Linked DNA regions of Homo sapiens: regions 2 and 3 are each linked to region 1. Evidence: chromatin loops called from intact Hi-C (ENCODE). Cell type or tissue: A673. All regions are shown on one strand. Region 1 overlaps SH3RF2 (SH3 domain containing ring finger 2). Region 2 overlaps KCTD16 (potassium channel tetramerization domain containing 16). Region 3 has its middle 600 kb from the start of PRELID2.

Region 1 (8,000 bases):
AAACATAATATTGGAAATCCAAGAGTGTTAAGTGAAGTCCATCCCATTTAATCAGTGTTCCAACAGTTTCCACATACATAAGCCCTGTAGGGGTTTAACCTTCCCCAATCATAGGCAAGGAGCAGCCTAGCCCAAAGCCAGCTCCTTGTCATGTCTGTTTGAAGGAACCAGTGTGACAATATCTGATTACAAACTCAGAACACTTTATGCAGTGCTAAGAGTTCCTCAGGAGGGTGATTGTGGAATGGTTTCATTCTTCTTAATGCTTTATTATTGAGATATCATTCACCTACCATACAATTCACCCATTTAAGGTGTACAACTCAGTGGTTTTTAGTATATTCACAGATGTATAGCCATTACCATTACAATTTTAGGATATTCTATCACTTCAAAAAGAAACCTTGTGCCGTTTAGCTATCACCTCATATTCCCCATCATCCCAACCCTTGGAAATTATCATCTATTTTCTATCTCTGTAGATTGACTTATTCTGGACATTTCATATAAATGGAATCAACTAATATGTGGTCTTTTGTGTCTGGCTTCTTTCACTTAGCATAATGTTTTCAAGGTTCATCCATGTTCTCTTATGTATCAATACTTCATTCTTCTTTATGGCTGAATAATATTTCATTGTATGGTTGTACCATATTTTGTTTATCCACTCATTAATGAGTAGACATTTGAGTTGTTTCCCGCTTTGGGTTATTATGAATAATGCTGCTGAAACATTTGCCTATAAGTTTTTGTGTGGACACATGTTTTCATTTCTTTTGAGCATACACTAGAAACAGATTTACTGGGTCATATGGTAATCCTATGTTTAATCATATTAGGAATTGCCAGACTGTTCTGCATAGAGGCTGTACCATTTTACATTCCAACCAGCAATGTATGAGGGTTTCCATTTTTATACCTCCTCCCCAACACTTATTATTTGACTAAAGTGGTTTTTTGATCCTACAACTTGATCTTTGGACTGTCACAATTACATACATGACCACACATACATTTACGCAATCATTGACGTAGACACATGTACAAAATTACGTGGTGGGCATACTCGTACACACCTCTAGAGTTCACATACATACACACAGAATCTCATAATCACAATCCTTTATACAATTGTGTCTGCAATCCCACATCAGCACATATAGCATACACACATCAATCCATAGACCACATGTGTGAACAAAACAAGATTTGCAATGGACCAATGCCATCACACATGTACATTAAATTGCCATGGGCCTTGAGCAAACATACATGTTTGCTCAAAACAAAGGGACATATGTATTTAATAACACACTCATACCTACATAAACACAAATACACAAACAATAGTTGTACCCACAAAAGCATAGTCCTAAAAAGGCACACACAGAGTTACCATCATTTATCAGTAGATGACTGAAAACAGACTGAATGTATTTACTCTGGATGGCATGGAGAAGGTTTCATTATCCTTGGTGTACTAGGTAGGAAGACCTTTTCATTCATTCCTTCACTCATTCCTTTGTTCTTTAAGCTACAAGTACGTATTGAGCATGCAGAAATACAATGATGAACCAGACTTACATAGTCCCTGCCCTCATGGAATTTACAGTCTAGCAAGGAAACACTCATAATCTGTGATATGTGCTCAGAAGGAAATAAGCAAGGCAATATGTTTGCCAAAGCCCTAGGATAGTAGGCAGTTTACAGGAACTTTTTTTTTTTTTTGAGATAGGGTCTCACTCTTTCACCCAGGTTGGAGTGCAGTGGCACAACCATGGCTCACTGTAACCTTGACCTCCCAGGCTCAAGCGAACTTCCCATCTCAGCCTCCTGAGTAGCTGGAATGACAGGCACCTGCCATCACACCCAGCTAATTTTTTTAAAAGAGATGGGATCTTACTATGTTTCCCAGGCTGGTCTAGAATTCCTGGTTCAAGCGATTCTCCCAGCTCAGCTTCCCAAAGTGCTAGGTTTATAGGCATGAGGCACTGAGCCCGGCCTTCCAGGAGCTTTTATCATTTTATCATTATTGTTTCCTCTTTTATCCTAGAAAAGTGAAAGGGATTCAAATTCAACTACTATAAGTCATTGGATAGGCGTGTGTGTGTGTGTGTGTGTGTGTTTCTAGCAATAGTCAATAATAAGAATATGGGCTCAGAACTTGGACTACCTGATTTTAGATTTTCTTTGTTTCATACTAATTGTGTGACCTTTCTTTCCCTCTTTGTCTCAGTTTCTCATCCAAATATGGGGATTATAACAATTCCTTTAATAAGGATTAACTTAGCTGATACTTATAGAGTACTTAAAACTGCCTAGTAATTGCTCAGTTCTGAATCAATATTAGCCACCATTTCATTTTCCAAGAGCAGGTTTTCATAGAGGGAGATGGGTGGGGTGGGGAGAGGGACAGGAGGAGGAGCCTGTGTAGTGCCCTGTGGACTGTAAATTGGACGGCTCTTCATCTTCCACCCTATCTGAGCAGGCTTTTGGAATGCAGTCCTGGCAAGCCACCCCACCAGGCCATAAACCAGCTCCTCCCCACCTCCCTGTGCCCACAGCCACAAACCACAGAGAGGACGCACAATGGGTGGCACCAGGCATGGCTGTTGGTTTTCAGCTGTGTCAGGTCTTTCTACGTAGCTGCTCTGTTTGCTGTGGGCCTGGGTTGTGGCATTCATTGGTTCTGCTTGGCTGTCTTTTCTGTCTGTGCAGGTCAGCACTTATCACCCCGCACCTGTCTCTCCAGGACATTCCACAGCCGTGGTCAGTCTGCCTGGCTCCCAGCAACACCTCTCAGCGAACATGTGAGTAAAAGGCTCATCCCTTCACCCAAGTCCTGGCACAAAGGGGTCATCTTTACCATGTACAGTGGTGATCTAGCATCACCATTCCCAAAACATCCCATCCAGAGACAATAGGTCGCCTTCCTTTACCACTTCCAAGTGAAATAATGGTGAAAAACAGAAATTAGGGCCAGGCGCAGTGGCTCACACCTGTAATCCCAGCACTTCAGTAAGCTGAGGCAGGAGGATTGCTTGAACCCAGGAGTTCCAAACCTGCCTGAGCAACATAGTGAGACCTCATCTCTACAAAAAAAATTTAAAAATTAGCCAGGAATGGTTGTGCACATATATTTTCCTAGCTACTTAGGAGGCTGAGGCAGGAGGATGGGTTGAGCCCAGGAGTTTGAGGCATCAGTGAGCTATGATCATCCCACTGCTCTCCAGCCTGGGCCACAGAGTGAGACCCTGTCTCAAAAAAAAAAAAAGACAACACAAATTAGCAAACCACATCACTCTTAGCTCATTATTTTACAAAAGTAGAAAGAGACTGGAAGATTATATACCACAACATCACTGGGAGATTGGGTATTGAGCAATTTCTATTGTCTTGCTTTAGATTCAAAATGTTGGGTCATAAATACATGTTGTTTAGTAAACAGCAAAAAATAAATATAGCATTTTAGAAAGAAAAAACAAAACAAAAAAAACCTTGTAGAGAACACTCCCCCATTCCCTTTGATAAAACGCTCCAATGTCTCACAGTCCTTGGAGTCTGGAGGGACTTCCTGATGTCTGAGATGCCTGGAGGCCATATACTGGTGATCCCTGAATCTGGCAAACCAATGGATTGTTTCCTGAATGCCTTTGATCAGGTAGCTATTCCCACCTCCACAGCCTCATCAGTCCTGATTGTCTTTACCCCCTGACTCATACTTGGATATTACCTGCCTGATTCCTGTGTGGACTTCAGTCACAGCTAATTTTTTGTATTTTTAGTAGAGATGGTATTTCACCATGTTGGCCAGGCTGGTCTCGAACTCCTGACCTCAGGTGATCCACCTGCCTTGGCCTCCCGAACTGCTGGGATTAGAGGTGAGAACCACCGCACCCGCTCGACCAAGAAGGTTCTTATTGCTAACCACTGGGCAGTCTCTCTCCACCATTCCCCCACTCCATGCCCCCCATCAGGCACGTCTTCCTTCCTCCCTCACCAGTTCTCTGTGTCTTCCCAGGTTTGTAGCCCTGCACTCCTACTCAGCCCATGGACCCGATGAGCTGGACCTGCAAAAGGGAGAAGGCGTCAGGGTCCTGGGGAAGTGCCAGGACGGCTGGCTCAGGGGCGTCTCCTTGGTCACCGGGCGAGTCGGCATCTTCCCAAACAATTACGTCATCCCCATTTTCAGGTGTGTCGCCTCCAATCCCAGACTTTGGGAGGTTGGGCCACCCTAGGCCAGGGGCCATCTGTGGGTTGAACTGGTGGAAGACCCAGTGCTCTTTCAGAAAACAGGCCAAGAAAGCGCTTTTTGCTCTATAACCCGCCTATCTCTTTTAAAACAAAATAGCAAAACTAGTTATCTTTTTCGTAGCCCTTCACAGCTTACAAGCACTTTTGTATCTCTTAGCTCACAGGCTGTGCCCAAGAATCCTCTAAGGTAGATATTATGTTACAGATGAAAATGGTGTGCAGAGTTAAGCAACTTGCTCAAGAACTGGATGTCAGGTTTTCTTCTGCACAAATCCCAGGAACCCCACTTCACATCCTCTATCCCAATGCTCCATCTAGTGGCGTGATGGGAAAATGTGGTCAGATGACTTCCCCAGAGCACCTCGGGAAACTTCTCAGGCTGCTAGAGTGACCCCTAATCAGAGTTTCCATGAACTGAGACCCCTACCTCTTCCTCCACACCCAAGATGAAATGCTAGTAACCCTGCAGGGCCTCCTCCCTCACCGCTTTTCCCGATCTCTTACATTGTGTGGCATACTGTTCATGTCATTGACCCCCTCTTTGTCTTACCACCTCATACCACTGCCACAAATGCACCTAGACCCCAAAACTATCCATGACTCCTCCTGCCTCCACCCCCGATCAGCCCAAGCAAACCCTGTCTCAAGGCAGTGAGGCTACCACCACACATCCAACACTGTCTTTATGACATACCAGAGGGTCACAATCACAGGGAAAGAGCCCCATTGTATTCTGTGCGGGTCAGACCTAGTCATATGCCCACTTTTGGGGACCTTCATTTAGGTGAGCTGCCACGTCCGGAGGAGGGCAGCAAGAATGGTGAGGAGACAGCAAACTATATCATAGCAGAAACCGATAAAGAAACTGGGGTTATTTAACCTGTAGAAGACAAGGGACAGAGGGATCACAATACACTGTGTCAACAGGGCAGTAAATTTGTTCTGAGAGGGGGCAGTGGAGTGGATCAGTGTATGCAACTGGTCTTGGTTCAGTAAACCAAGACGTTCAAGAACATCTTGGTTCAATAAAAGGCAGCTTTTTCTAGCCCATAGATTTTTCCAACCAGGCTAGCTGGTGAGGTGGTGGACTCTCTTTTTAGAAAGAGTGCAGGCAAAGTCGGCCTGAGTCCTCATAGATCTAAAGTTGTATAAAAAGATTTCTTCACATGGCAGAAAGTCAGGATAAAAGATCATAGCTTTTCCTTTCAAAGAAAAGTTCTTGAAATTTGTTACAAAGTTGTAAAATATCCAAGGGCAAACTGAGGTCTATAATTGATGCTTTAATTCATTTAATTGGCAAATATTGAGTGCTAACTACATGGCAGGAACTTTTCCAGGCACTGGAGAAATACCAGTAAACAAAATATACAAAATTCCTGCTTACAGAAGCTTACATTCTAGTGGGAGAGACAAATTTTTAAAACCAAGATATTTAAGTAATCTTTATGATGTGTTAATTATACTGGCTAACAAAAAAATCAGAAAAGGAGGATAGAATTTTTGGGGGTGGTTACAATTTTAGATAGGTTGGTGAGGGATGGCTTTGCTGAGAAGTAAGAAGGAAAGCAGGAGCCAAGCCATGTGGATCTCTGAGGCAAATGTCCAGACTAAAGACACAGCAAGTACAAACAAAAGACCTGTAGTAGTCCAGGTGCAGTGGCTCATGCCTGTAATCCTAACACTTTGGGAGGCTGAGGTGGGTGGATCACCTGAGGTCAGGAGTTTGAAACCAGCCTGGCCAACATGGTGAAACCTCATCTCTACTAAAAATACAAAAAGTAGCCAGACGTGGTGGTGGACACCTGTAATCCCAGCTACTGGGGAGGCTGGGGCAGGAGAATCGCTTCAACTGGGAGGGCAGAGGTTACATGAAGCCAACAGGATTGGATTAGAGCAAGCAAGGGGGATATTAGAAAGGAAGCCAGAATGGTAATGGGGTAGCCAGGTCATAAAGAATTTCCTAGGTCATAATGAAGGGTTTAGCTTTAAGCCTGTTGCTGGGTTTTGAGCAGAAGAGTAACATAATCTTAGTTGTGTTTAACCAGAATCCCTGTATTTGCTGGATTGAGAATAAACTATACAAAGGAAAAGGGGGAAGCAGAAAAACTAGCTAAGAAGATATCATAATCCTGGGGAGAGGTGATGGTGAATTGAACCGAAGTGTTAGCTGTGGAGGTAGGGAGAAGTGGTTAGATTCTGAATACATCTTAGACAACAGGGTTTTCTAAAAGATAAAATGTCAGGTGTGAAAGAATAGAGGATCCAAGGTGAGAGCAAGTTTTTTTTTCCTGAGTGACTGCAAGATGGAGTTGCCTTTAAATGAGATAGTGACTGCTCCATAAAACGAGCATGTTTTGGGGTATGGAGGGAAGTAAAAGCTTAGTTCACAGCAGACTAAGCCTGAGATGTCTCTTAATAATCCAAGTAAAGGTGTTGGTAAGCAGTTGAATACATGAGTTTAGCATTTAAGAGAGAGCTCCAGCCTTGAGATGCTATTTAAAGCCCTGAAACGAGATGAGATCATCATGGTGGGATGAGTTGTATCCAGAGAATGACAACGAGCCAGAAGCTGAAATCTTCAAGGAGTGAGAGGAGAGACTTGGAGAGTAAATGCTGACTGCAGGAAGGTGGAGTGGTGGGTAGTCAAGTCTGATAATATGAGTCAAAGCTGGGAAGTATTGAGGAGTGTGGGAAATGGCCTAGAACTGACAGTGAGGAGCAAGGAGGATGCCTACCCTAATTCATGAACGGTTTCTTCCATGGCTTTAAAATGAATTCCCCAGGGCCCATCCCCACGACTAGGGCATTTGCTTATACATCAGGCCTTAGTCCTAAATCCTGGTTATACCATCAAAGACTCAATAGAATAAGGGTGACCATATGCTTTATCATCCAAATTAGGACACTTTTGGGCAGGTATCAGCTGAAACTCTCCCGGGAAAATCAAGCCGTGTGGTCATCCTAAATAGAGTGTGTGTAGAATTTCATCCCAGTGTATTTCAAGGCTCCAGTTTTCATTTCTCTCCTTGGCCAAGGTCGGTCTATTGTGTTCTTGGGCAAGTCATGAGCATCTCTACTCACCCCTTCTGAGATGCCTACATGTCAGGCAACAGATGGAGTTTCAGCACAATAGATTGCCATTGAGTTCTCCCCTCACTCCCAGTTCAGGGAAATCTGAACATATGCAAATATTGAGGTGCTACTAACATTGAGGCATGGTTTTGTTTATGGGGAACCAACATTCTCAGGAAGAACAAGTGCCTATTAGAGGATACGCTCCTGAGGGTTCTTAGGTGGCAGAGGATCAATGCTTTCACTGTGTTTATACTTTTTCCTTGATGATCTCTCTAATGCAAAAAAAGGCTCCCATCCCCACTAATCTCCCACATGAATGATACATACCCAGTCCATCTATCTGTGTGCAGGTGACCCTTGTTCTTAACCACCATTTCCTTGGTGGGAAGTTTACTTCTTCCCATGTCTCAGGGATGAATAATACTGTCCTTTTCAGCTGAGTTCCTACTATTATTATTAGCAAGTTTTGTGTAAGAACTGAGTGGATTGGGCTACATGTGCTAGGCCCCTTTCTGTTCTTTGATTCTCTGTGTTTGGGTCCTTTTCCCCCTAGCCTTTGTCTTCTGTTTATAATGATGGCTCTTCACTGCCATCCAGCCCCCTTGGTGTGTACTGCAGCCTTTTATAAAACAGCCAGGGCCCAAAGGTGTGAGCATTTGAACCTATGCTCT
Region 2 (8,000 bases), 1.8 Mb before region 1:
AGACATAAAGAAGACTCCACCAACATGTGTAATACAATTTAGCTAACAAACATCCCACAGGGAATAACACGACATGGATCAACAGGCTGTAGGTGAAGGACTTCAGGGGAGGCAAAGGTAGGCGTCTTGTTTTTAGGGCTATTCCTAAAATAGTGCATGTGGATTTAGTAAAACCAATTATATGAGAATCGTGCAGCTAATTGTGCAGCTATGTTTTTCATTTGCCAACCCATTTTCAGAAATAAGTATATTTCTGTTGGTTAGGCTTCATGCTGATGAGATCACAGTTTTAAAACACATATGTGGGAGTTGGCTTTACTTGACTTCATGGCCAAATTGTGCACTCCTAACTTTGACCATTTGTTCCAGAACAGCTTCATTTTTTTTTTTTTTTTTTTTTTTTTTTTGAGACAGAGTCTCGCTTTGTCATCAGGCTGGAGTGCAGTGGCAAAATCTTGGCTCATTGCAATCTCCGCCTTCCGGGTTCAAGCGATTCCCCTGATTCAGCCTCCCGTAGCTGGGACTACAAGTGCGTACCATCACACCCGACTAATTTTTTGTATTTTAGTAGAGACAGGGTTTCACCATGTTAGCCAGGATGGTCTCGATCTCCTGATCTCATGATCCGCCCGCTTCTGCCTCCCAAAGTGCTTCCTCGTTTTGAAGACAAATTTAAAATGTGACTTCACATCTGTACCTACTACAGAAATGTATACTTGCGTACACACTCACATACATGCACACCGCAAAAATTTTAGACCCTGTGAATATAGTCAGTAAAGTTGCCTTTATGTCTGAAGAGCAGTACTTTTTTTTCAGAGTAGCATAATTTTTTTTTTTTAAAGATCAAATCTCAAAATTATAGTTCACTTAGAAGAACTTTATCCTGTAGAATTCTGTTCGGAGGCACAATGGTGATACAGACAGCTTTTGCTTTCATTTGTATTTTATGACAGTGGAAATCAGGAGTATTTTCAGGGAGAAACTGTGAGAGAAATGACTTGGCTGAACATCTGCTATGAAGCTTTTATCTGAATCTGAGGCTGCAGTGGATGACCCCGAAGGATCTCCACTCCCAACTTTTAGATTATACAAGTCTAATCCAAATTCTTTCTTGCCAGGCTTTACGTTAACAAGAAAGATCACTGTTTGCTGCCTTCTTCATCTGTTTCTTACATAGCAAATTACTTCCTAGAATGTCTGAAGATTTGACAGCTGTATTTGATCTTTATTTTGTCATTGGCCATGATATCTCTTTAAGGGGAGATGGTTTCATTTTATAGATATGGAAGCAGAGGCCATCTGAGGTTAAATGGTTTGTCAAAATCATACGTGAACTATGTAACACCAAAGGCTAAATACGGCACTAGGGATATTTCTGAAAATAAAAGGCAGTGCCCAAGAATCTATAACTTTGTTTTCTTTTTGAGGTAGGGTCTCACTCTGTTGCCCAGGCTGGTGTGCAGAGGCACCATCATAGCTCATTGCACCCTTAAACTCGAGACTCAAGGTATTCTCCCCCCTCAGCCTCCCAAGTAGCTGGGACTATAGGAATGCACCACCACACCAGGCTAATTTTTCTATTTCTTAATGTATTTTTGTAGAGACAGGGTCTTGCTGTTGCCCAGCGTGGTCTCAAACTCTTGGCCTTAAGCAATCTTCCCACATCATCCTCCCAAAGTGCTGGAATTACAGGTGCGAGCCACCTTACCCAGCCAATGTAACTTTAAATTTTTTCCCCCATTGGTAGGATTTTGAGTTTGTGTGTGCATTTGCATGTGAGTGTTTGAGTCAGAGACTATATGAAATCGGGCTTTGCATCTCAACTACCTAGAAGTGTGCTGGACACAACATAGGCACTTAATAAATCCATGTAGTATAAATGAAAGGTTACCAGGGAAATAATCTTGTCTGGCAAAAGACAGTGGCATTTTCATTTTTAACCACTGCGATACTGATTATTTTCAGTTCCCCACTCTGCCACCCCATCTCCCTCACCAAATCCTGAAATTCCCCCATGAATAATAAATACATTTATAACAAGCAATGGTGTTAACCTGAATTTTCATACTGGAAAGAGTAATGATTTTGGATGTAGAACTCAATTTCTATGTTTGGGCATCTTTTGTAATTTCTTTATGCCTCAATTGGAGTTTAACAACAATGAATACAGATATTTTAAACCACTAGCATGAACACTAATGACATTTATTAAGCACTTGCTAAAAGCCATGGAATGTGCCAGAGAGCTCACATGCATCTTCATATTTAGTCCACGCAACACACCTGCGAGGCAGGTCTTTTTATTGCCACCATACCCTGGCTCAGAGACATGAGTCTCCTGTTCAAAGTCACACAGCCAGCCAGGCAGAACTGGAAGAGGGATAACGACTGACTGTGGTGAGGACTTGATGGTCATCCCTCCATAAACAGCAGCTATTAAGATAATGGTGATAATGCAGGAATCCTTGGGAGCACATAACACGATGAGTGTGCAGCATCTTAGCATAAGTAAGTTTATGAGGTCTGTTTCCTCCCTGATAGCGAAGGCTGTCAGCATGAAAGCTATCTCTGCTTGAGGGCAGAGAAAACTTAAGGATGTGTTAGGAGTGAGAATGTAGAGAGTGATCACATTATTTCAAAATTAAAATAGTCCTTTTGAGAATATACCCTTCAATATTTGGCTGTGCATGTGAAAGCAGGAAACAGAGGCGAAAACATATTTTATCAATTTCACAATTTACCTAACATACGTCTTGATTTGCTATATGCTTGAATATTACAAAGAACAGGATGGAGCATTCTTCCTTGCTCTTCCTCTAAGAGAAATCTGTTGCCGTATGCTGTTCAGCCTTCAGTCCGGGAGTGCCATCCCACAGTGTTTCAGCGGAGAGCTGCCAAGAGAGAATAATAACACTAGCGGTGTTATTTGCTGACACGAAGGCTAGGAATACACTTACAGCCTAGACTTGGCTTCTTGCCTCTTGTTAAGGCACCAAACAGCCGGGCTTACCGACAACTTCCCTGAGACATTCGCTTACTCTAGCACTATTTAAATCTCTTTGTAGAGTGTATTGCTTTATTTCCTTCAAGTCTTTTATCTTTTTAATCTCACCTCTCATTCGTTTTCATCCCTGAGACTAAAGAAACAAGAAGGAGTACAGATCTGGGGATGTTAACCTGAGGTCTATGAACCCCAACATGAATGGGCTTCAGGCCAATCTTGAACCAAACCCCTGATCTCTCAGAAGGTGAGGGAGGCCTAGACCATCTTGCTTTTCTGAGGTTCCATTTAGATTAAAAAGTAGATATGCCCAAATAGAGTTAGCAAAGCAAGTGTTTATTTTTAACTGCTTACTATAATAAACAAACTGTTTTAGCACACAACAATTAACAATATGATGCAATATAATTGTGCAAAACAGGATATTTACAGTGTTTATGAAAAATACCAATTCAAAATGTTTCAGGTGGTATGATCAAATCATGGGTTGCAAGATTAAGGTTGTCTGGTGAATGTTTTCCATTTTTCAATTCTCAGAGTGTGTCTCTGTGAATGTATGTGTAATCTCACTTCAAAAAGAAGTTTCATAGTCAAAATTTGAGGAATTCTGCTTATGTGAATCATCAACTACATGGCCCCCGCACCTGTTCCTCTTTTTACTCAGCCTTTCCTGAGAGGTTCTGCCTTGACAGTGAATGCAAACTTTTATGCTTGTGGATTCATTTCCTAGGTTTTATTAGATTCTCTAAGCAGTCCATTTTCCAAAAAAGGTTAAGAATCTACTTGTCTCAAAAGTAACCTAACCTATAAAACCCAGACCAATGAACAGAACTCCTCATTTTAAAAATTCAGAATATTCTTCTTTTATATTATAAAATCTTTTAACTCTGCAATTTAAAGTAATATTAATACTCTTTTTAAGAGTATTAATATTAATATTAATTCTTGGTGTGCTTTTTAAAAACATGTTTAGTAATCTTGAAATTTGTTGTTTCAAATTTCAAGAAAATGTCTTGCAATTTGTTGTTTCAAAAAAAATCTTGTTTCTTAAACTTGCCGCCTCTCTATTCCTATTCAAGAATATCTAAGGTTAAAATGAGGATGGTTATCCTGAAGAGTCAGTGGTCTAAAGCCCATCCTGTTACTCTGGAATCGTGTGACCCTGAGGAAGTGCTGAACCTCTCTGTTCCTCAGTTCTGCATCTCTAAGAAGAGATAGTTAATTTTCATTCCTCAAGTCCGTTTTAGCTCTAAAAGATTATAATTTTTCTTACTCTGTTTCTCCACCTACTGCCATACTGTCCCTGCAGTGTTTTCATACCTGAGCTCCAAAGCTATCGTCATGACGTTTTGACCTACTCTCTTAGAAATAAAACATTTGCTTACTTTACAACCAAAACCAGTACTTAATAGGTCTGAATTCAGATTTATTTTGTCTTTGACCTGATGTCAACGAAATATTTATTTTGTTGTCATGGTGAGCAGTGCATGCCAAGTAAACTTAGATCACTATAAAAACTTAAAAATAAAAGAAAATCTAAATGTTTTGGCCCTATTAAGTTGCCAGATACAGAGCTGCACTGATAGCTTAGGGCACTAGATGGCGATATAAGTGCATCACATAACAAACATCTTGCTTGGTCCAGCATTAAAATCCTAATGATTGAGGCCAGAACAGGTTAATGCATTAGTTAACGAAACAAAGTCAAATATAATCAGGTGTAGGAATGTTAGCTAACGCTCTGAATATGTTCAGTAACCCAATGCTTATTGAAAGAAAAGATTGTTAAAGTAGAAACTAATTTATCCTACTGTTGAGCGTATCTTCAAGCTAATTTTTTGGGCAAGAGTTGGCAATAAACACGTTTCTCATAAAATGTATATAATTCCTAAGTTCACCTCCATTTTTGTTTTTCACTTTTTAAAAATAGCAATTGTTTGGGATGGCGTGTGCCTCACATATATTATTCATTGACCAAGCACTATATTCTTATCAGGGATGTGAGCCCTAAGACACTGGTGTTTTAAAGGGGAAATGGCCGACTTACTGTAAGCTGTTGGCTGGGCCATTATTGACTGTCAGGCTCAACTGGAAGCACTTTGTTAGTGGATTAGGTTGCCCTGGAAATGCCTTCCTGAAACTCTAATGATGCACTTAAGGGAGCCCTCTGGAACAGGAGTAAAATGTCTTTTAGCAGCAGTGCCTTCCACCAGAGTCCTCTTGGGATGACTTGGGAGGGGCTGGGGGCACGTCCAAAGAGACGCGCAGTAAGGAAACAACCCCAGAAAAAGGTTGCAGGTATCAATTTCTTACAGGTGAGCTAAGATAATGACTTATGGATGTAAACTGTGGGCTTTCTGTGGGTGCCGGTGCTTCACGTCTTCATTTTGAAAGAGCATCATTAATTTCAGAGAGAGTGTTTATGTATCTACCTATTTACATATATATTCATATTTATTTATTTGCTAGGGGTTGTGGTGGCAGGCGGATGAAATAGAAAAGGAAAAAAAGGGAGAATTTGAGTGAATATGGTTTAAATCAAAGGATTAAAAAAAACACTGTGTAGTTTGAACACTGGGGTCATTTGGTGTGCGTGTCTGTGTTTTAAAACAAGCATTAGAGGGATATTTGCCCTTCAGCAGGAAGGAATTCCGTGAACGAGGAGGGGGGAGGGGGGAAGATCTGTAGATTTTTCAAATAAAAAGTCAGTTGTGTTTATCTCACAACTTACCTCTTGGGTAGGGGGCAGGGATTTGCTGTGGGATGGTGATGGAGGTAAAGACAAGGAAGAAGGAAAAGGCCCTTGGAAACTCCAGACTCCAGGACAGGACAGGGAGGGAAGTGGCTGCGCAGCACTGCGTCCCCGCCCCAAGCCCCGCGCGCCTGGCAATCGCGTGCCCACCGCCGGAGCGCGGCGTCCCCGTGCAGTCCTGGCAACCTGTCACCGAGGAGGACGTGACTCGGAGCTGCCTCCGCTTTCTCCAAGCCATATTCCTTTAAGATGATGTAATAGTCATTTCCCTGGATGGTTTCTTGCCTGCACTGCTGAAACAACAGCATCCGAACTGCACTGGGAACTGTGGAACCACCCAGCTCCGCCGCCAGAGAAGCCGGAGCCCCGGGCCCCCCGCCGGCATCTCTGCGCTGCGTTGGCCTCTGGCTCGCACCGGCTCCCACCTGGCTGGGAACATGGGAGTCCGTTTGCCCTTGCCGGCAGGTGGGGTGGCTACCTGGGACCCTAGCAGGGCACATCTCTCCATCTTTCTGCTTCTGGGCTTTCTGAAAAGCTTCTAAGTCCTGGTACCTCTTGCAACTCTCTTCTAAGGATCCTTTCCAAAGATTTCTTTTTCCATTTTTCTTTTCCCCTGGGGAAGCTTTGGTTGAATATTTTCTCTGCTTTACTTCTTCAACCCAACCTCCTCTCATCAGGGCTTAACTTTTTTTGCGACTTGTTTTAACTTAAGATACGGAATGAACACATATGTACCTACATACATACATAAATACAAATAGGCATTTATATAAATGCATATATATAATAGTTATTTTCCAAGAGCACACCTCTCTGGCACTTTTCATTGATACCTCGGTCGTTTACCTGTTTGGGATTTGACAAGATCCAGACTCAGTTTGGCTGTGGATTTTGATTGCTTTACAAATGGTTATTATTATTTTTTTCACAAGAACTGGGTCTCCAGCACTCACTAAGGTAAGCTCTAAGACTTATTGCTTTTCCTGTCCAGCTGAAAAAAAAATTCCCATTTGGAAGTTGAAAATTGCATGTTTCTTTTTAATGTAGACTTACAAGTAAATTGTTTTTCATACTAATTGCTGGAGACAGAGGCTTATAGATAAACATGTAGGCACAAAATAGCATGAGAGAAGCTATGATTTAATTGAAGAATGGCTGAGATCAGTAGTTCCAGAGCTGCTTATGTAAAATAATCTCTCTCTCCCTCCCTCTGTTTTTCCCTCCCTCCCTCTCTCTCTCTCCAGAGGACTCTTTTTCTGACTCATTCCAGGTTTGAGGAAATAATTTTTTCTCTTTTCCTTCAGACGGACATCTGAGTAACTGGGGAATTGGCCTGCCTTGCATGTGAGCTTGATGGAAGATTGGATATAGACGAGTTGATTATATTTTATGAAGTAGCAGCTCACTACCATCCACCATCCAGGGTTTAAACTACTTTTTCAGCATCACTTCACCTGTGGACTCTTATACATTTTGATTTCTTGGGGGAAAAATACTGGGATAAGAGGAGGTCATTTTTTAATAAGTTAGCATCCTTTTCCCTTTCTTACAAGTTGATCCAAAGGATAAGGCTGTGACTCCATTGGATTGCACCTTTAAATCAAAATAGCAGCAGCAGAAGAAAGGGACAATGGCTCTGAGTGGAAACTGTAGTCGTTATTATCCTCGAGAACAAGGGTCCGCAGTTCCCAACTCCTTCCCTGAGGTGGTAGAGCTGAATGTCGGGGGTCAAGTTTATTTTACTCGCCATTCCACATTGATAAGCATCCCTCATTCCCTCCTGTGGAAAATGTTTTCCCCAAAGAGAGACACGGCTAATGATCTAGCCAAGGACTCCAAGGGAAGGTTTTTCATTGACAGAGATGGATTCTTGTTCCGTTATATTCTGGACTATCTCAGGGACAGGCAGGTGGTCCTGCCTGATCACTTTCCAGAAAAAGGAAGACTGAAAAGGGAAGCTGAATACTTCCAGCTCCCAGACTTGGTCAAACTCCTGACCCCCGATGAAATCAAGCAAAGCCCAGATGAATTCTGCCACAGTGACTTTGAAGATGCCTCCCAAGGAAGCGACACAAGAATCTGCCCCCCTTCCTCCCTGCTCCCTGCCGACCGCAAGTGGGGTTTCATTACTGTGGGTTACAGAGGATCCTGCACCTTGGGCAGAGAGGGACAGGCAGATGCCAAGTTTCGGAGAGTTCCCCGGATTTTGGTTTGTGGAAGGATTTCCTTGGCAAAAGAAGTCTT
Region 3 (8,000 bases), 810 kb before region 1:
TCCTATCCTGAGGTAGAACATTGTTTTCAGAGGAGAAATTCCACCTTTTTCATGAGGCTATTGATACTGCCATGCTGTCATTTCAAAGAAGACGGACTTGGAGAAGGCAGTCACCACAACCCTGTTGGACATTAGAATTCCTCACTGATGTGAGGAATCTAAAATCAAAACTAGAAAAGGTAATCTACTCTCATTGACCTACAGCTGAGAAGATAGAGCAGACTTGCCTCTTAAAAAGGTCGGAAATGCTGACCCAGCATCTCTCAGGACAGTTATGGAAAGGAGAAAGTCCATTCAGGCCACAGCTACCTGTCTTCTGTGGCAGTAAACATCGTTTCTATTGCAACAAAGGGCACCTAGTATCACCCCCTACTGAGTAATCACTAAGAAAGCAATTCTATTAACAAAGGCCACAATGTCAGTTTCTTACAAGCTAGCCTAAGCATTATGTATAATTAATAACTCCTCCTTTATCTTAAATCAGATTAATAAAGCAAGTGTGTTTTTAAAACATAACCAACCTTGGGATCTGAATAGGACAGGGGTAGGGGAAGTGTAATGTTTACCAACCACACTGCTTTCAGAGTCTTTGCATTTACGTTTATGCTACTTTTCTACAAAGCGAGTGGAAAATAGACACCCTTATTTGAATACTGATTATATTTACATGGAGTATTCTTAATTTGTTGTCAGTAGTGGAAGGTTATATGCAAGAGAATATAAGTTACCAATAATTTTTAATCATATGGCCTTCTGAAATCTGCTCATAGATACTTAGTAGCTTTACTTCATTTTCCTGACTCTTCTTATTCTGATAATCAAATCAGAAATATACTAATTCTTAGCAATATCAACTTTAACAACTAATAACTACTGAGTGCTTACTCTGGCCCAAACACTCACAATCTCACTCAACACAACAGCTCCATGAGATAGGTATTATTATTTATTCTATTTTACAGTTGAGAAAACTGAGGCTTAGAGGTTTTAAACCAACTTGCTTAAAAAGTCCTTACTCTTAACCAAAGGTAGAGTAAATACTTAATACCAGGTATGTCAGTCATTAGTCTCTGCCCTTAACTACCACACTAGAGTACTTCCTTATAAAGAAAGGAGAAGCCCAGAGCGGTAAAAAATGTTGCATTCTAAACATGTCTGCTTTGGTCAGAGTATTTCCTAAAAAGCGTTCCAACTCCCATTTCCATTTTCTTGGTGGCCTAGTCCAACCCAAGATCTTTCCTTGGTCTACAAGACAAGAACAAGCAACTGCAGTAAGAATTCATTTATGCCATCTATTCCATGAATACTTACTGAAGACCTAGTCTACATCCAAACCAGTAGACTAAACACTGAAGAAACGTTGCCTCAAGAAATAGAGTCTACCCATTCAGTGCACAAACTACACATAGAAGCGCATAGCTGGACACCTGGCTCAGAATGACCCAGGGGAAGTGTTATCACAGCTGAGACCTGAGGATGATGAGGGTATTTTCCAAGGCAATGTGTATTTATATGAGCTGTGGCCTCAGTATGTCCTCTTCTTCCTCCAGAATATTGAGACTGGTCCTCTTCGTGGATTTTGCAAAATTAAAACAACAATTCCAACCACCTATCAGTTAAGTAAAAAGAAATGTAATATTTTGTATCAAAGGGAAATGTAACAGGACCATAATATTATGATGCAGGAAGTGAAGATAGATGCACAACTTTCAGTGACCTTAGCAGACTATCAGCATTTCACTGAGCCATTCTCTTTCTTGTTATTGCTGCATAAATATGTATATAAAAGCATATATATATATACACAAGTAACTGAGGGTCAAACACTCAGCTCTTCAGAGTATAGAAAGGAAAGAGGGTCACAGGCCGATATTCTTATGGTAAGGTGACAGAGCCCCTCAATCCTGTGATTGTAGCATGTTCTTTTATTTGAGTAAGGTGTACAGTTGTTGGAGAATTATATAGCTGTCACTCAAAATGGTGTAACTTACTCATTGGTCAACCCAAGCATTAAGTACATTTGCTCCTTCAGTTGCTGTCAAGCCCAGAGGGAGTGCTGAAGTCAGCTACTGCCCTGGCTGGAAGGTCTCAGGGAAATAGAGAATTGGGTGCTTTCCTTGCAACAAGAATTGGCACTCAAATCGTCCCTGGTGGGGATGGCAAATTAGGATTAATGAGAACAATGTGTCTGTGCTCTTTTGCTGAAACATTGGTTCACTTCTGTTTCAATTGACACCCAAGATTATTTTTTTTTGCTTACAAAGATTTTCTTATTAGGGAAAAAAGTGGCAGATTTGCCATCCTAGAGCCTGCTGAATGACAAATGCCACACTTATGTGTGTACATAGGATAAGACGGTAAGCTTTGCAAATGTTTCCTAGCAGGAAACATATCCCAGGCAAAGGGAAGAGCATATGCAAAGAAAACATAGTATGTTCCTAACTTCAAGCAATATTTTTGTCCTATAATAAAGGTCCTGGTGAAGAATGTCAAAAGTGTTTAGAAACTAAACAGGAGCCAGTGCACAGGTCATGTAAAGAATTTTGGCTTAAGTTAGCTGGTCTAATTAGATCATGCTATTTAGAGTGTAGTGAGAAGTTTCCTAAAGAGAAGGTGCTAGCCCACAATCTGAGAACTTGAATGAGTTGCTAGAAGATGCTCGACCTCAGATTTCCATAGGTTCTGTCTTCATTGGCATTGAGGAAGAATCCTGAAAGGTGCTTAGTTACCAACTATGGTGCATAAATGGTTTATGCTGCCTTAATAAGATTACAAGGAAGGGATCTTCAGTGGTAGATTGCATGATCATTTCCTCTCCATCCTGTAAGAGGATGATATATCCTCAACCACAGCTGTGTCTCTTGCAGTATCCCTGCCCTAAAAGGAGTATACATCCTGTAAAGGAAAATTTTAAATCTCAGGACCTCCCAAACTTCTTATGCAAAAGGATGCTTAAACCCAGAGGAAGCTGAGTCATTGCAACACCCTCTTCCAAAGAAATAGCTGTTACTAACGCTGTGCATCAGCAAGATCCTCATGAAAAGGTAAAAGCCTCAGACATCTGCAAAGGGCTGCCCCCACAGATCATTCACAAGTAAATAAATTGCTGGCCTCCCATAAACAAGGACATGCCAACTGTAACTTTAGGTCTACGATCTAAGTCTAGCTCCTAAAACCCACATTGATAATGTTCATCACAAGCTTATTTTCCCAAGTGCAGAACAAATTCAAGACTCATTTCTTCAACCTACCCAGAGATGTCTGCATAGTTGACTCTTTTTACTTCCTTTTTTCTCTTCAGAAATTTACCTTATCTCATGGAAAATGTAGATTTACTGGGCACTGACCAAAGTCTCACAGGAATGTAACTATTCACCTTACTGCCCACCTGCCCCTCTTCCTACATGCCTTCCACACCTTTAAGGAAATGTATAAATACTAAACTTCCTGACAACCTCTTTGGAAAAATAGCCACAGTTATGTCTGTGGCACTTATTTTCCTCAGATGCATTCTAAAGCTGGCTTAGTAAACCTCCATAATTGAGACCTGTGTCAGTCACTCATTTTGGTTATCAATCCCCACTGCGTTGATGTTGGATTTGGCCTTGAGATGTGCTTTCACCAGAAGAATGTGAGGAACTTGACATACACATCAGAGCAAAAGTATTAGGAGGCATCACTTGTTTCTGCCAACCCTCTTGTTCTTCTGTCCTCTACCATAAAAACTGCATGTCCCAAATTGGGTCTGCTCCTTGAGCCTGTGTCCTGCCATGCAGCAATGAGGAATTGCAGAGCAGAGCCACAGCAGTTGACTCACAGTCCCAACACATAATGTAAGCCAGAAATACACTGTTATTCTAAGTCACCAAGACAGTGTGGTTATTTGTTACTGCAGCAAATCTGCATAACATATCTTCTAAGACAGCTCTTTAGATTTCATTGCCAGCCAAACAGAAAAATAACAAGCAAAACAAAACAAACAAAAACCTCAGGGTGGGATAGCTATATATGCCTATGGCTGAGCTTTCATACATGTGTCAATTCCTATGATTTTTTTAATGGTTGTCTGGAGCGCTATGACAAGAATGTTTGTGTAGTCATTTCTAATCTCAACAGGGAAAATTGGCATAATCAATTATTAATGTCTGCCACGAGCATGAAATTGAGAGGTGGTGACACAGATGACACGTTTGCTGGTCTAAAGCCGACTTCTCCCACCCTTGTAGCCTTTCAAAGAAAGAAATATTGTGTTTTCCCCTGTATCCATCATCTTTCCTGGTTCCTTCTAAAGATTCATTCCCTCTCACAGGACTCTCACACCTCTGGTTGCAGCAGCAGAGAGTGTGATGGCAAATGAGGCTGGACTTTTTCTACCACTGATAATAAAGGATCAGCATAAATACTTATTTTTTCTCCTTGGATGACCTGTCCATGTGCTTCCCCATCTGATCATTCCTTCCTGTGCTTCTGGAAAGAAGTGGTCAGTGTTACTGATCCTCTAACCAGTCTTACACAAAATACATACAGCTCTTCACATGGCTGAAATGAGTATGGGTATTTTCACAGAACCCCAACCCTCCAATCCTACTAGCTTACTCGAGGTTAGGCTGGAACGGGGCATATTTCATGTGGTAATCAGGCACCTGGCATATGCCACATTCCTTCTCACAAAGACCTACCCTCCAACAACCTCTCTTACATTGCTAGAGCGCCACCTAGAGTTCACTGTAACAAGTTTGGTTCCCCAAGCCTCCCTATTAGCTTGCTATGAAAAGGGCCACATTACAGAAGAGAAAGAGGACAGAAGAGAAGCAATTTTTGCTATACATTTCTATGTGCTAGGGTGCTATTCTAGGAGGCTAAATGCTTCACTTATCCATATAAGGTAATTGTTATCCCCATTTCACAGATGACAGTAGTTTGCTCAACAAATAGAGCCAAGATTCAAAACCAGGACTTGCTGACATCAATGCGGATGTTTCTTCCATTATTCAACACTTCTAGCTCTTAATTTCATTCAGCACTCCTCGATTTCAGGACGTTCTATGACTCCCCCACAGAATATGTCAACCTCAGTGGAGAAAATTTGTCTATGTAAAACCTAAATGCATTTATTTACACATTTCCTATTGCTACTTTTCCATGCCTTTTTCTCCTATGCCAGATATGTACTAAGCATCTGTTGAATAAATAAATGACTAAATGAATGAAATGTTTTTTTCTTGACTTTTTTCAAACCCTTTTCAAAATTCACATACCCAGAATAGCTACACCCACATCTGACTACTCTGTTACTTTATATTCCCACCTTGTGAAAGGTCTCCCCTGTTATGTCCCCACTATCCTATAAATGAACCTCATATTACCACAATCCATACATTTCTAAGAATGAAGTGATTAAAATTACTTAGGACACTTCATATGCAAATGAAAGCCTACACAAAACTACTTTCCTTCAATAAAGAAGTCACGTAATTATCTGAATCATCAATTATCTAAATCATCACTTATTTACCTGCTTTATTGAGCTAATTTCCTAATACTAGTTTATATTAAATAATGTGTGGGTATCTATCTGTCTCTATCTATCTATCTATCTATCTGTCTATCTATCTATCTAACACACACACATTAATGTGAATTTTTCAGTGACATACAGTTAAACATCTGAAGCATTTTTTCTGGGACTATGTGCACTGTCTCAGTAAGAGTATGAGCTCTACGAGGGCAAGTACTAATTTTAAAATTGTGCTATAATCTTCTAATCCGAACTGTAATTTCTTCAGCTATCTCATTAAATGTTTATGACTGACCAATGATTCCTCCTCTTGTCTAGCTATTCTCTAGCAATTCCTTTGAAAGAAATACTAATGAGCAATTAAATGTTAAAAAGGGGCAAAAGAATGAGGAGTGGATTTTCCCAGAAGGTAATTATGAGTGCCTACCATGTTCCAGGAATCACTTGGAGTGATGAGAGGACATAGTCTCTGGTCTCAAGGATATTGTCTCCTGGGATAAACAGACAATTACAGCACAGTATTCTGGGTCAGCAGAGGCCCAGAGGTATCCTACACTTAGACAAAAGGCAAAAATGACTGACTGCTGAGGTCTCTAATTACTGAGATTCCTCCTGAAGTGATGGTAAATGCTATAATGCAATTATAATAAATATAATGCAATTACAATAAATGTCTGTTGAATTGAATTAAATCAAATTGATGCCTCGCTCTCCAGAAGCTCAAATATACACCATGAAAAATGGAAATGCCATTATTTAAAAAGAAATTCAAGGCCTCCTAGTAAGTTATCCATGGAGATATTTCAGAAGATTTTTAACCCATAAGAGTCCTTAAGAAATTCTATAAGCTTCTGCCCTACTCAAGTGGCCCTCTCATCTGATGAATGGACCCTTATAGAAGCTTCTTTAGAATATTCTCAGACATTTGAGGTAAGGTCCTGGCAAAATGAGAATGGTTTTTCTGCCACTGAATAACTTAAGGATGATAATGACAACTAAATGTGATTGATAGCAGCCACAATTTGTGCTAAATTATTTCATATAAAAATATGGCCCCCAGCAAAGCATATCGTTGAATGCTGTTTTCTCAGAATTTGGTACATCTTTTGCCTCTTTTCTCCCTCCTAAATAAGTTCTTTGACAACAAGGTTGCGTCTTTCTTGTTGATAATAGGATGAATGAGCATATGATAATTGAATGCATGAAAATGAATTTAATAGATGGTTCCTCATAATGGTCTGACGTTTTATGGCATTTATAAATGGGTACATCTCACTGGCACTCTCTACATTGAGCAAATGTATTTTCTTTTTAATTTTCACTTTCTGCTTTATTGCTTTCTTTTTTTCATCAGACAGGGAAAGCATGCTTTTATAGAAGTATTAGAAAATAAAAATAAGCAAAGTTTTTAAAACCAAAGATTTCACCACCTAGCATTAACCAATATTAACATTTTGTTTCTGTCTTTTCCAAGGTTTTCCTATACAAATATACACTTTTTAAACAAAAATATTTTTTTCTGATATATACAATATTTTGTAATTTACATATTTATAAATAGTAAATAAACATACTTTATAAGTATCCATGTGCATCCTCATCTTTAGTAGTTACAAAATAATCCATTGTGTATATCTCAACATTTATTGAAACTATACTTATTATCAGGCAGCTGGGTTGTTTCCACATTTTTGCTATTTTAAACAACATTATAATAAATGTCTTTCTACGTACAACTTCTTGTATTTATTTGAGGGTTTCTTTAAAAACCGGTAGAATTGCTGGGCCAAAGGGCAAATCCCATTTTAAAGGCTCCTGTTGCTTATGACTGAATTTCATACTATAACTGCTTTATACCACCACTGTGTCAATCCTAGGTGTTATGATCTTATAAGCTTAGATGACATATAAAAAAATTAACATGTTTGTTTCCTACATTTAGTGAATATTATAGTGATTCCATAAACCTTGTTTATGTGTATAAAAGCAGAATGTGTAATGATTTCGAAGCTGGTTTCTCAAGCCAGATTATTTGATCTCCTATGCTGGCTCAGCTGTTCACTAGCTCTATGACTCAAACAGGTTAAAGAGCTTCCTTGGGTGGGCTTCAGCGTCCTCATCTGGAATATGATATAATTAAAGTATCAATCTCTTAGGGTTGTTCTCAGAATTAAGTGATTTGACCCATAAAGTGGACACAGAACAGTACCTGGCACAGGTAAGCATTCAATAAATGCTACTTGTTCTCTTGTTTCTAGGAACACAACTAAATTAATTTTTCAGCCTTTCTTGCAATTAGATACATCTATGAGACTAGACTGTAAGATAAATTGATGTGTGTCATTTACTGGTCTGGCTCATAAATACCTTGAAGACACGATTCTCATTCATTTCCTTGTCAACCAGCAGAATAGAGATCACCCAAAGGACCTAGAGCAGGTGGAATCACAAGATAAAAGGAGCCTGGATGTATAAATGACTA

The links. Hi-C counts contacts between places; a loop is a spot of excess contacts. Peaks named below come from ENCODE experiments on the same cell type or tissue, not always from the same donor. Only the 100,000 strongest peaks of a DNase experiment are listed, where the experiment ranks them.
Region 2: a loop joins it to region 1, with 6 times the contacts of the local background. A loop is called at or near these places in 46 of 110 quality-filtered maps.
Region 3: it touches region 1 in a loop (4-fold over the local background); 4 of 110 quality-filtered maps call a loop at or near these places.

Annotation. Positions count from the first base shown.
Region 1 is chr5:146,045,054-146,053,053 of GRCh38, forward strand. SH3RF2 (SH3 domain containing ring finger 2) reads left to right here. Exons shown (of 10, transcript NM_152550.4): 6 at 2,719-2,810; 7 at 4,022-4,192. All of the region lies in intron 1 of LOC107986458 (a long non-coding RNA gene), which reads right to left. Among named protein-coding and RNA genes, the nearest start is that of PLAC8L1, 57 kb to the right of the region's middle. RefSeq lists an enhancer at 3,620-4,120. In A673, CTCF peaks have their summits at 4,574 (motif pointing left), 4,775 and 7,928; DNase peaks (open chromatin) are centred at 4,538 and 7,908; H3K27ac peaks cover 2,007 bases.
Region 2 is chr5:144,199,329-144,207,328 of GRCh38, forward strand. KCTD16 (potassium channel tetramerization domain containing 16) reads left to right here. Exons shown (of 4, transcript NM_020768.4): 3 at 7,061-8,000. The coding sequence starts at 7,387. Among named protein-coding and RNA genes, the nearest start is that of KCTD16, 32 kb to the left of the region's middle. In A673, a CTCF peak has its summit at 4,586 (motif pointing right); a DNase peak (open chromatin) is centred at 4,623; H3K4me3 peaks cover 727 bases; H3K27me3 peaks cover 821 bases.
Region 3 is chr5:145,233,384-145,241,383 of GRCh38, forward strand. It overlaps a transcript of PRELID2 not described here. Among named protein-coding and RNA genes, the nearest start is that of PRELID2, 600 kb to the right of the region's middle. RefSeq lists an enhancer at 156-657. In A673, CTCF peaks have their summits at 4,721 (motif pointing left) and 4,922; DNase peaks (open chromatin) are centred at 2,888 and 4,708.